Linked DNA regions of Homo sapiens: regions 2 and 3 are each linked to region 1. A link is a contact called in ENCODE Hi-C or POLR2A ChIA-PET data. All regions are on one chromosome and are shown on one strand. Each heading gives the region's core, a stretch centred on a gene start or an enhancer-like site at or near the end of the contact. The rest is flanking DNA. Distances are from core to core; before and after follow the strand shown.

Region 1 (4,478 bases), core at 1,225-3,724:
CACCATGTCCCCGCTGGCCTCTCTGTGCCCATAGGTGAAATGAAGACCCCCTGCGCCTCACACTCTGCCTTCTCACAGAGCAATTATGAAAGCCTGGTGAAGACATGGAGGCCGGCACGGGGTGACTGATTTGGCCAAGGTCAGATTTGAATCCGGCACTTAGCTCAGGCCTGGCCCATAGGAGGTTCTCAAGAAACACTTGAGTTAAAAGGAGGCTGCAGATGGCTCTCTCGACACGGGAATGTCGCAGAGACAATCATGGTACCTGGCGTGTGGCCAGAGCTGAGTAGCTGCTAAGCCATGTTATAATTACAGGAGTCACCTAAGGAAATTGCCGCTCTCATTCTGCAGGGCCGCCCAAGGCCTCTCTGAGCCCACTAGGGAATGTGCCCACTGTAGCGGGAGGTCTGGACAGTACTGTCCTCTAAACGCAGATGTGTGTGTGGTGGGGCAGGGCTACAGAGAAGACTTTGGTGGATTAGGTTACTCCAAGAAGGGTTTTGCAGGATGAATAGGAGTTGGCCAACCAGACCAGGCTTAAGGGAAGATCATCCCAAAATAAGTGAAGGGTGAGCATGTGGACATGAACTGAGCCTGACTTCCAAGGACAGAGCCTTCCACCAGGAAGCTGGCCTCTGCTCCCATTCACTCAGGAGGTTTCAAGGAGGCCCCTGGGTCCCCTGCCTCTCCTCTCAGACCCTGGGAGCTGATTGCTCAGGCTGCCTGCAAGAAGCTGGGAGCTTCTAACTGCATGGCCACCCTCTGGCCTTATCCCTGCAGTGAAGCCCTGGAGAGCCCCTTCCTGTCATCTGCCCCTTGAGTCTGGGGAAATCCAAGTGGGCCAAGCCAGTGCTTGGGGAGCGACAGAGTTTGTAGTCGAGATAGCCACCCACCTTGAGGGCCACCTGGCAGCCCCAGCTCCTGAGGAAGAGGCTTCTTGCCTTGGCCCCCACCCCATCTGCCACCCACACCCAGAACCACAAGACAGAGGGCCCAGACCTAGGTTACTCAAAACCAGAAACTGCCGAGAAGATCTGAATGAGGAGCCCCCTTGGGGCCAGGGCCAGGTGGCTGGGCAAAGCCTTCCTCCCACGCCCAGCACCCCGAAGGAGGGCAGGGGCTGGGGGGAGCCAGCCAGGAGACTGTGTCCACCCTCCCAGGCCACCCTGCCTTAGGCCCCAACAAAGGGCAACTCATAGACCCTTGGGGACCTCTGAATCAGGTCCTCTGATTGGCCTCAGATCCAGTCCCTCTGGGGTCCCAAGCCCTGGCTGCAGAGTCACCCCCTCTCTCCTCCCCATGGCTCATTAGCTACATCCTAAGCCTCAGTCTCCCCATCAGTAAGATGAGAAGCCTACTCGCGAGCCACCCGGGGAATGGAAGCAGCTTCCACGGATGAACAACTGTGTCCACCCCTGTCATCCTTGATAGGGTTCATGGATGGCTGAAGAGGGGCCAGCCCAATCCTTTGTCAGAAGCCCTAGCCCAGGAACAGGGGCTGGGCCCCTCGCAGGGGTTGGTTTCATTGGCTTTGACTGCAGCGACAGGTAGGGTGTGTCCCCCGGACTGGGTGGGGGTGTCGAAACCAGGACTTCCAGAATTGATTGAGGGTCCAGGAGGGCCCGGGCCAGAGGGGTGGGCTGAGGAGGGGCCTGGGGCTTTTCAGTTAAACAAGCCACCTGTGGCCACCCCAGCCCCCACCCCAGTGCCCACAGAGCCTGAGCTGTGAGCCCAGTGAGGCCAGGAGCTGGAAGCCAGTCTGATCCAGCCTCGAGAGTGGTAGAAAATGTGCTGGTGATGGCCAGGCGCGGTGGCTTATACCTGTAATCCCGGCACTTTGGGAGGCCGAGGTAGGTGGATCACCTGAGGTCAGGAGTTCAAGACCAGCCTGGCCAACATGGTGAAACCCTGTCTCTACCAAAAAAAATACAAAAATTAGCTGGGCGTGGTGGCGGCAGCTGAGTAGTTCCAGCTACTCAGGAGGCTGAAGCAGGAAAATCACTTGAACCTGGGAGGTGGAGGTTGCAGTGAGCCGAGATCGCGCCATTGTACTCCAGCCTGGGCAACAGAGCGAGACTCAAAAGAAAATGTCCTGGGGATGATGGGGAAGGGGCAAAGAGCACTGGGGACCAGGGTCAGGATGCCTGAGGGTCACCTCCTACCCGCGGTCCAACTGCCTGTGCTGCCTGGTGTTGCCCAGCTTGCACCCGCCCCCAGCTCTCTGCCCAGGGCACTGTTGTGAGGTTAGGGGCAGACAGCGGGTGTGGGTGCAGAGCACAGGGCCGGGCTGATGTCAGCGTCCACAGTAGGGGAGCAGCCCCTTCCTGTCGCTCTGGTCTGTGCTCCACTTGGCCGTGCTGGGTGAGGTCATCCTTCCAGGCCCTGGTGAAATGTCATCTCTGGAGGCTCAGGCGTCCTCCCTCCTGGGGATTCTGGAGCCTCCCTTTACTGCCCTCTTGTGGCTCTCAGGGGAAGGGAAGTGGCAGCCCGGGACTCAGGGCCCGGCACGAAGTAGGCGCTCCTGGTGGCCGCTGGGGTTACTGACCGTGGGAAGCGTGTAGCTCCAGAGTCACAGCTGGGCTCTGATTTCAGCCCTTCCACTCACTCACCCTACAACCCGGGCAAGTCAGCTTTCCCTCGGAGCCTCTGGTTCCTCTTCTGAAAAATGTGGGTGGAAATTCTGGCCTGTAGGTCTGCCCCAGGTCGGAGGGTAGATGGGTACGCAGTGCCAGCACCCAGTAGGGCCTCCGTGAGTGAGCATGTGTCCTTTACCCCATGCACTGGGACAGTCCTGCTCTGCTGGTGACCCTACATATCCCACTCCTGTGCAAGGCCTCAGTCTCACCATCTGTAAAATGGACAGTGGAGACTAGAATGGACAGAGCAAGACCCCATCTCAAAACAAACAAACAAAAAACGATTTCTCCTCTGTCTGGAATAGAGCCATGTGTATTTAATCAGAAAAATGTTTTCCCTCCTCCACCCCAAATCTGTGGATGCTCCATAGAGAAGGGCCATGCTTATCCCTCAGTTTCTCCTTAAGGTGGGAGCCTTGCGCTTTCAGAGAAGCCAGTGAAAGCCACACCCCTCTCGCCAGTGAAAGCCACACCCCTCTCCCCAGTGAAAGCCACACCCTCTCCCCAGTGAAAGCCACACCCCTCTCCCCAGTGAAAGCCACAAGCTCTCCCCAGTGAAAGGCACACTCACAGCCACCGTGACTCTGCCAGGCGTGGGCTGTGGTGCCTGACACCCTCTCAGACATGCCCAGGCACATGCTGGAGTTGCTCAGAACTTCTACACAGAATCCCAAGCACCAAGGGTGGGGCTGGAATCAAAGCCGAGATACGTGATGCCCCTTCCGCCTAACTTTGTCCCCTTCTAACCCAGATAGTGCCCAGAAAGATGGTTCCACTTGCAGGCCCTGTGCCCAGGGCCCTGGCTTCCGTGGTACCATCCTTTCTCCCTGGGGGAGCACCGTGATGATGCCACACATCAGAAGTTCCCCTATTGGGGCCCGGCATGGTGGCTCACGTCTGTAATCCCAGCACTCTGGGAGGCCAAGGCAGGCAAATCCCCTGAGGTCAGGAGTGAGAGCAGGCTGGCCAACATGGTGAAACCCCGTTTCTACTAAAAGTACAAACATTAGCCAGGTGTGGTAACACACACCTGTAATCTCAGCTACTTGGAGGCTGAGGCACAAGAATCCTTGAACCCAGGAGAGAGAGGTTGCAGTGAGCTGAGATCGCACCACTGCACTCCAGCCTGGGCGACAGAGTGAGACTGTCTCAAAACAAAAAGAAAAGAAAAAGAAGTTCCCCTATTGGGCACCTGGCTTTCACAACATCTTGTTCTATTCTTGTGTTTTTGTTGTTGTTGTTGTTGTTGATTTTTTTGAGACAGGGACTCGCTCTGTCGCCCAGGCTGGGGTGCAGTGGCATTAACTCGGCTCACTGCAACGTGTGCCTCCCGGGATCAAAAGCTTCTCCTGCCTCAGCCTCCCGAGTAGCTGGGATTACAGGTATGTGCCACCACGCCTGGCTAATTTTTTTTATTTGTTTGTTTTGTTTTGAGATGGAGTCTCGCTCTGTCGCCCAGGCTAGAGTGCAGTGGCTCGATCTTGGCTCACTCACTGCAACCTCCACCTCCCAGCTTCAAGCGATTCTCCTGCCTCAGCCTCCTGAGTAGCTGGGATTACAGGTGTACACCACCACGCCCAGCTAATTTTTGTATTTTTAGTAGAGATGGGGTTTCACAATGTTGGTCAGGCTGGTCTTGAACTCCTGACTTCATGATCCGCCTGCCTTGGCCTCCCAAAGTAATTTTTGTATTTTTAATAGAGACTGGGTTTTGCCATGCTGGCCAGGCAGGTCTTGAACTCCTGATCTCATGATCTGCCCACCTCGACCTCCCAAAATGCTGGGATTACAGGCATGAACTACCACACCCGGCAAATACGATATTTGATTCCTTCTTTTACA
Region 2 (2,500 bases), core at 1-2,500, 660 kb before region 1:
CTCCTACTTCTTCAAGGCTGGGGCTTCTGGCTGTGAGCATCTCAGAAATCTGTTTGCTTTTCTCCTAAGTCACCGTCCGCCTGCCTGTGCCTTCTCTGTCTCCAGCACCTGCTGAGCAGCCATCAGCCAGAGGCAACATCTGTGACATCACAGCTCAAAGCCCTGCCTGGGTATCTAGGCTGGGCATGGTGGCTCACACCTATAATCCCAGCACTTTGGGAGGCCGAGGCAGGCGGATCACCTGAGGTCAGGGGTTCGAGACCAGCCTGGCCAACATGGCAAAACCGCATCTCTACTAAAAATACAAAAATTACCCGGTCGTGGTGGCGTGCACCTGTAATCCCAGCTACTCAGGAGGCTGAGACAGGAGAATCGCTTTAACTCAGGAGGTGGAGGTTGCAGTGAGCCGAGATTGTGCCACTGCACTCCAGCCTGGGCAACAAAGCAAGACTACGTCTAAAAAAATAAAATAAAATAAAACAAAACAAAATAAAATAAAATAAAATAAAATAAAATAAAATAAAATAAAATAAAATAAAATAAAATAAAATAAAAATAGCCCTGTCTGGCAGTCCTCGGGATGAAGCCGTTTCCTCTGCTTCCAACACATGCGAGGCCTGTCTCCCCTCCTCTCCCCTCCCTGGCACCCCACACTGTCCCCAGGGCCTGCTCTTCTGCTCACCTCATGGTACCGGCCTGCAAGCCATTTCCTGGGGCCTCCCCGTCGCCTCTTCCAGAAACAACTCCTGGAACTCCCCTTGGAGGTCAGGCCAATGACCTGTGCCCCGCATTGCCCTCCATCCTCTAAGCTTCCCGTGGGTAGGGACAATTCCCAGTTCTGAAGGGCTCCCCCTGCCCCGGGCCTGGCTCTTGGCAGAAGCTTAACAACAGACCGGCCACGTTCGTGTGACCTGATTCTCTCCGGCTTTCAGGACGTCCTGAGGCTGCACCCACGTGGCAATGGTGTCTGTCGCGCTGTCGCCTGGATCCGGCACCACTAGCGGAGCCGAGCAGAGCCCAGGGCTCCAACGCGTAGGGAAAAGGCTGCGCCGCTCCCGGGGTGGCCCCACGCCCCTTCTCTGAGCTTGAGCGGCGGCGCGGGACGGGGACGGCTCTGGCCGGGACCAGCAGGCCTCGGGCATCCGGGACGCCGGGGCCGCGCTCCAGGCCAGGGGCGGGGGCGGGACCGGGGCGGGGGCCGGCGGCGGGGCCGCGCCCTCGGCCTCTCCCCGGGGCGACCGGGCGGCTCCACACGCGCTGCGCCCGCCGCCGGCCCCACGCGCGGCCCATGTCCTCCGCGCCGCGCTCGCCCACCCCGCGGCCCCGCAGGATGAAGAAGGACGAGTCGTTCCTGGGCAAGCTGGGCGGCACCCTGGCCAGGAAGCGGAGGGCGCGCGAGGGTGAGTGCGCGCCCGCGCCCGCCGACCCCCGGGGACCTGCCCGGCGGTGCCCGCCCTCGGCCCTAGAGCCCCACGAGGCCGCCCCCGCCCTCCCCCACGCACCCCGCCCGGCCCACGCGGCTGCGCGACCTTCGGGACAGGCCAGGCCTTTGACCCAGGACCCGTAAACAACGGCCGGGACCTGGCGCGTGGGGCCGCGGTGGCCTCCGGAGTCTGCCAAACGCGCGTGCGGGCGCCTGCGCGGCGGGGACCTCGGGCCACCGTGCGGGGCCCGCGCCTGCTCTGCCTGCCGGGTGTTCAGCTCTTCCCTGGGCCAGCGGCATAGCCAGCCGCGCGGGGTGACCGTTCATTCCATGAGCAGTGACGCTCACGTGTGCAGGGCACTCTGGGCAGACACGGCCTGGGGGACCCACTACTGGGTGTTGCGCGGGCGCCCTGCAGGGTGCGGGGCTCAGGGCGTGCAGGGCTGAGGCCTGGGAGGCCTGCGAGCAAGAATTGCAGAGATCCCATTAAAAATTTTTTTTTTTAAATTTTTTACTGCGTGTGCTCACGAAACACTACCAACCTCGTACGTTTTAAAGATTGTTAGAGTTGCAAGGGATAGTCTGGTGTCTTTAAGTGTACCGCTTGCCCAGGGCCTCCTGGGAGATACATTCTGGAATTTTCTGCTTGGGTGGGGAGGTTCTGCCCCGGGACCATGCCCTATAGTGAGATTTCGGATTGGTGAGAGGTGAGGGGAGCTGCTGTGGAAAGGCAGATGGAGAAAGGCCGGCCTCAGGTGGGTCCCCGGGAAGGAGCCCTCCCATAGCGGGTATGCAGTACGGTTTCCTTAAACCACCTGGGCCTGACATATCCCCTGGGAACTCTTCCTGTGCCTCCAGGGATTAGTGTACCCCGGGATGCAGGTCCCCCATTCATTTCTTCCCTGGGACTCTTGTATTCCTAGGGATGTGTGTGCCCCGGGAAGACATATGACAGATTTGCCTCTAGGCATGTGTGTGCCCCCATGCACCTGCTCCCCAGGATTTTTGTACAGTGCAGGGAACGCTTGGTTCCCCAGACATTTTCTCCCAGGGATGCCTGTGCCCCCAGGGATGCGT
Region 3 (4,478 bases), core at 1,321-3,820, 580 kb after region 1:
CCTGGGTGACAGAGTGAGACTTTGTCTCAAAAAAAAAAAAAAAAAAGAAAGGGGTTGGGGGAGGCTTCAGAACAAGGATGTGGGCTGCAGGCCCGACTTGTCTCCTGGCATGCTCAGCGATAGGCAGGTCCCCACATACCCTGGGCCTCAGTTTCCTCATCAGTAGGAGAAGGGGGCCCCTCATTCCTCCTGGATACTGAGAGCCACGAGGAAGTGGGGAGAGCCACACTCGGGGCTAGAATCCCAGCTCCACCAGCCCCTCGCTGGGTGAAGCGGCTCAGCCTCTGTGAGTCTCAGGTCCCTTCTCAGCAAAGTGGGGGTCATGGGGGCCGTGCTTCCCCATGGGGCTGTGCACACATTCCTTGCGGTCCTGCCTGGAAGCCTCTAGCACTTTCAATACAGGAATGGTTTTCATGGTCCGTTTTCCTTAAGACTCAGCACACAGAGACATCATTCATTCATTCTCCCCTCTTTCATCGTTGCCTGCCTCCTCAGGGTAGGCCCTTGATGGCTGGGTTCTGGGGACACCAAGTGCTCCCCACAGCCTGAGATATCAGTGGTTCATGGCTTGGCAGGCTGCCCTATGATTGAAGAAACAAGGAAGGGACAGGTGTGTGTACAGACGTCAGAGCAGCCAGGTGCAGAGGCAGGTGCGTGTACAGATGTAAGCGGGGTCAGGTGCCGATGTTATGGAATCTTTGGGGTGTCGCTTTTCTGGGCAGAAACCTCTGTGGCCAGTGGCATCTTTGTCTGAGTTTTGCTTGGGCCCACTGGGCTCATTCCGCCCACTTGTCCTGGCAGACTGCACTCGGCTCACACTATCGGCCTGGATCCCACGTCTACCAAGGGAGACTGCGTGGGGTGGTGACGGGTGTGTAAGCACGCGTGAGGTCCGGCCACTGCACAGTCAGACACGCCGGCTGCTGCAGTGGGGCAGGCAGCTCCGGGTGCCAGCATGGGCCCCAGCTCTCTGCGAGGCTACAGCTGGACCAGGCGCACTGCAAGCAGCTTCCACAGCTGGCACTGGGGAACACAGTGGCTCTCAGAAGCTTGGAGATGCCAGAAACCACAGGGACCCAAAGAGGGCATCACAGCCCTGGCTTGGGAGACTCCCCGGTCTGGGCTCCCCAAAGGGCTGCAGCTCTTCCTTCCTTCTCTTCCCCTGCAACGTGGCCAGCAAGGGGCATGTCTCAGCACTGTTTGTGTTATAGCTCTTTTAGCCTTATTCAGTGGGTCCCAAGTTCTTGTCCTCCACTCAGGAAGAATGAGGTACGGAAACAAGAGGGTGAGCAAGACGAAGAGGAGCTTTATTGAGTGACAATAGCTCAGAGGAGGCCCTGGAGAGGGCAGTTCCTCACTACAGCTGGTCATCCGACGTCTGCTCAGCTCTGGCTGAGCCTGGGGCTTCTGTCAGCCTCAGAGAGGGGGAAGTTCATGCTGACTGGTCCATGGGCGGCCATGGGCAGGCCCAGAAAAGGCAACACAAGTTCGCACTCCAGTCCACGGCACTGACAGCCTGGCCCCCAGCCTTCAGGGCCTCCCTGGCCTGAAGGTGGGCCTCACCAGGGACTCACCCCCTTCTGCCCAGAAACCTGTCTGCCTCCTGCTGCCATTCATGGCGCCCAGGCTATAGGTACCAAGGGGCGTCTGCAGGCCACTGCCAAGCTGCCCTCAGTTCCTCCTCAGCTTCATTCCTATGCTCATCAGTGCCCAAAATCTGGAGAGGGCTGAGACGGCAGGGGGCTGGCATGTCAGCACTGCCCTGAGTGTGTGCACACCTGGCTGGGCTGTGACAAAACCCAGGCTCGGCCCCAATTTTGCCCCAAGATCAGAGCAGGTGCCGACAGCAAGGAGAAGCCAGGCAGTGGGAGCAGGCATTTCCAAGCCTGTGAGGGCAGGGGGGCCTTCCAGGGCCCCCAAGAGTGCAGAGATGCCTGGGTCCGCAGTGGCAGTTAGGGCCGGTGCAGCTATGTGGGATGTGGGGCAGGACTCCAGCCTGCTCCGTGGAGCGGGAGGCCCCGGTCTGCAGCTGTGGTTTGGGCGGCTGCAGCTGCACCTGGGAGGGTGGGGTTCCCACCTGCTCCCAGGCTCCGAGAGCACAGGGATGCCTGGGTCCACAGCCGTGGCTTGGGCAGCTGCAGCGGCATGCAGGGAGCTGCCACCCCGACTCAGAATGGGAGAGGCTCCTGCCTGTCCCCAGCTCCTGCCAGTTCCATGGAACATGCAGCCCCAGCCGTGCCTCCCTGCTGCAGCTGGTGTGACAGCAGCAGCCGCTCCAGATGGCCTGCCACTGCCACCACTGAGACAGGTGTGTGTATAGAGGTCCATTTTATTCAGGCTGGCGAAGGAAGGCTTCTCAGGGGAGGTGGCCCTTGGGCTTCCTCCAGATGCTCTGGAGTCCTCAGTGTCTGACTCCGGCAAGTCTTTCTGAAGAACAAGCAAAGCTCTTTCTCTTGCCACCGCCAAAACATTTCCAAGGGACTCTTCAGAAGAGAGTCAGTCTGCACAGCTCCCCTGGGGCCTGGGCGGTGGGGGCAGAGATCTTATCCAACTTCTCAAATGAGATTCTGCAGGCTCCAGTGACTCGCTGGAGGTCACCCAGCTGGTAAGAAGAGGAACTGGAACTTAACCTCAGGGCTTCCACCCCGGCTCCTTCTTCTGCTCCACAAATGCAGCCCAAGCCTTGAGGGCAGTGAATAGGTCAAGGGCCAGGACAGTAGCCTGGAGCCACCCCACGAGGGTGTGGGAACCGAGGGCGGGGTGGCATGGTGAACATGGAGGAGGGAAGCCCCTATTTTTCCTGAATCCCATGCCCTGGGATCCCAGAGCAAGGCTGGCCAGGGCTGACCTTCCTTCTCATTGCAGCATCTGCTCTCAGGGCCAAGGATTGCTCTGATGACAGACTACAGGCAGAGCGAGTGGCCGGCAGGAGCCACGTGCTTCCGGAGCCTCCTGCGGCCACCCCTGCCTCCGCACTCCCCCTACAGTCCACCTCGACACAGCAGCCCAGGCCACGTTTCCAAAGCCAAAGTCAGATCATGCCATTCCTGTTCTCATCTCACACAGAATAAAACCTCAATTCTTGTCTCCGCCTGCAAGTCCCTGTACAATCCGGCGCCTGCTGATCTCATCAAGCTCTCCTGGAACCAAATCACCAGAGCAACACCATGGCAGGGGCCTCCCTCTCAGAGGAGGAGGCATTGACAGGAGATGATCTCAGGGCAGACAGTTCTAGACCAGGACAGAGCTGGAGCTGAGGCCTGAGGCAGCAGGTGCCTAGCCAGGGGCCAGCAAGGAGGTCTGAGTGCTGGAGGTCAATGTTAGAAAATAGTCGGGGCCCAGACCAGGCAGCCCATGAATGGGTTTTTCTTTGGTTCACACAGTATATTACAAAACGGACCCACACATATGTAGTTAACTGAATTTGTTTGTTTGTTTGTTTTTGAGAGAGTCTCTTGCTCTCTTGCCGAGGCTGGAGTCCAATGGTGCAATCTCGGCTCACTGCAACCTCTTGGGTTCAAGTGATTCCCCTGCCTCAGCCTCCCGAGTAGCTGGGACTACAGGCACACACCATACCTGGCTCATTTTTGTAATTTTAGTAGAGACAGGGTTTCACCATGTTGGCCAAGCTGGTCTTGAACTCCTGACCTCAAGTGATCCACCTGCCTTGGCCTCCCAAAGTGCTGGGATTACAGGCGTGAGCCACAGTGCCTGACCAAATTAACTGATTTTTGACCAAAGTGATGAAGCAACTCGGTGGGGAAAGGAAAGTGTTTCCACAAAAAGTGTTGGATCAACTGGACGTCCATATATATATAAAAAAATGAACTTCCACACTTACTTCATACTACATACTAAAATTAATTTGGGGCTGGGTGCAGTGGCTCACACCTGTAATCCCAACACTTTGGGAGGCTGAGGTGGGTGGATCACAAGGTCAGGAGTTTGAGACTAGCCTAACCAACATGGTGAAACCCCATCTCTACTAAACATACAAAAATTAGCCGGGTGTGGTGGCACTCACCTGTAATCCCAGCTACTCAGGAGGCTGAGGCAGGAGAATGGCTTGAACCCAGGAGGTAGAGCTTGCAGTGAGCCAAGATCACACCACTACACTCCAGACTGGGTGACAGAGCGAGACTCCATCTCAAAATAAATAAATAAATAAATAAATTTGGGGGAGTCTATAAAATGGACCACAGACCTAAATGGAAGAGTTAAAACTGTGAAACTTTTACAGGAAAACAGCAGAAAATCTTAGTAACCTTGAGTTAGACAGAGGCTTCTGAAATAGCACACAAAAAGCACAAATTATAAAAGGGATAATTGATAAATTGGACTTTATCCAAATTAAAATTTTTTGGTTTTTGCAAAGCATACATCCAACAAAGGACTTGTATCTCGAACACTTTCTCAGCTTTTTTCCATTCCCTTCCTCATCCAAGGAATATTTTTAGACAATCCTTCCTAATCACCCC

The links. Hi-C counts contacts between places; a loop is a spot of excess contacts on that map. ChIA-PET counts read pairs that join two places held with the same protein, here RNA polymerase II (POLR2A). Pooled maps may share reads with other maps.
Region 2: a map with no recorded cell type shows a loop between it and region 1 (8-fold over the local background). The contact joins the promoter of PARVB here to the enhancer-like site in region 1. A Hi-C loop is called at or near these places in 10 of 37 single-sample maps with no recorded cell type and 8 of 50 pooled maps. POLR2A ChIA-PET finds 5 or more read pairs at or near these places in 2 of 52 experiments (Caco-2 and SK-N-SH).
Region 3: a loop to region 1 is called in a pooled map, with 4 times the contacts of the local background. The contact joins two enhancer-like sites. A Hi-C loop is called at or near these places in 1 of 168 maps with a recorded cell type or tissue (PC-9), 4 of 37 single-sample maps with no recorded cell type and 5 of 50 pooled maps. POLR2A ChIA-PET finds 5 or more read pairs at or near these places in 2 of 52 experiments (WTC11 and naive thymus-derived CD4-positive, alpha-beta T cell).

What each region holds. Positions count from the first base shown.
Region 1 is chr22:44,682,462-44,686,939 of GRCh38, forward strand. It overlaps a transcript of PRR5 not described here. Among named protein-coding and RNA genes, the nearest start is that of PRR5, 18 kb to the right of the region's middle. RefSeq lists enhancers at 1,650-2,189, 3,166-3,485, 3,366-3,866. Within about 2 kb of position 2,475, at least 9 of the 41 ENCODE cell types and tissues checked have a DNase peak (open chromatin) inside an H3K27ac peak, as active enhancers do.
Region 2 is chr22:44,023,052-44,025,551 of GRCh38, forward strand. PARVB (parvin beta) reads left to right here and starts at 1,251. Exons shown (of 13, transcript NM_013327.5): 1 at 1,251-1,400. The coding sequence starts at 1,289. RefSeq lists silencers at 1,119-1,228, 1,259-1,378, 1,449-1,498, 1,549-1,758.
Region 3 is chr22:45,260,986-45,265,463 of GRCh38, forward strand. No RefSeq gene overlaps it. Among named protein-coding and RNA genes, the nearest start is that of UPK3A, 22 kb to the right of the region's middle. RefSeq lists enhancers at 2,365-2,414, 2,425-3,260, 2,685-2,874. Within about 2 kb of position 2,571, at least 18 of the 41 ENCODE cell types and tissues checked have a DNase peak (open chromatin) inside an H3K27ac peak, as active enhancers do.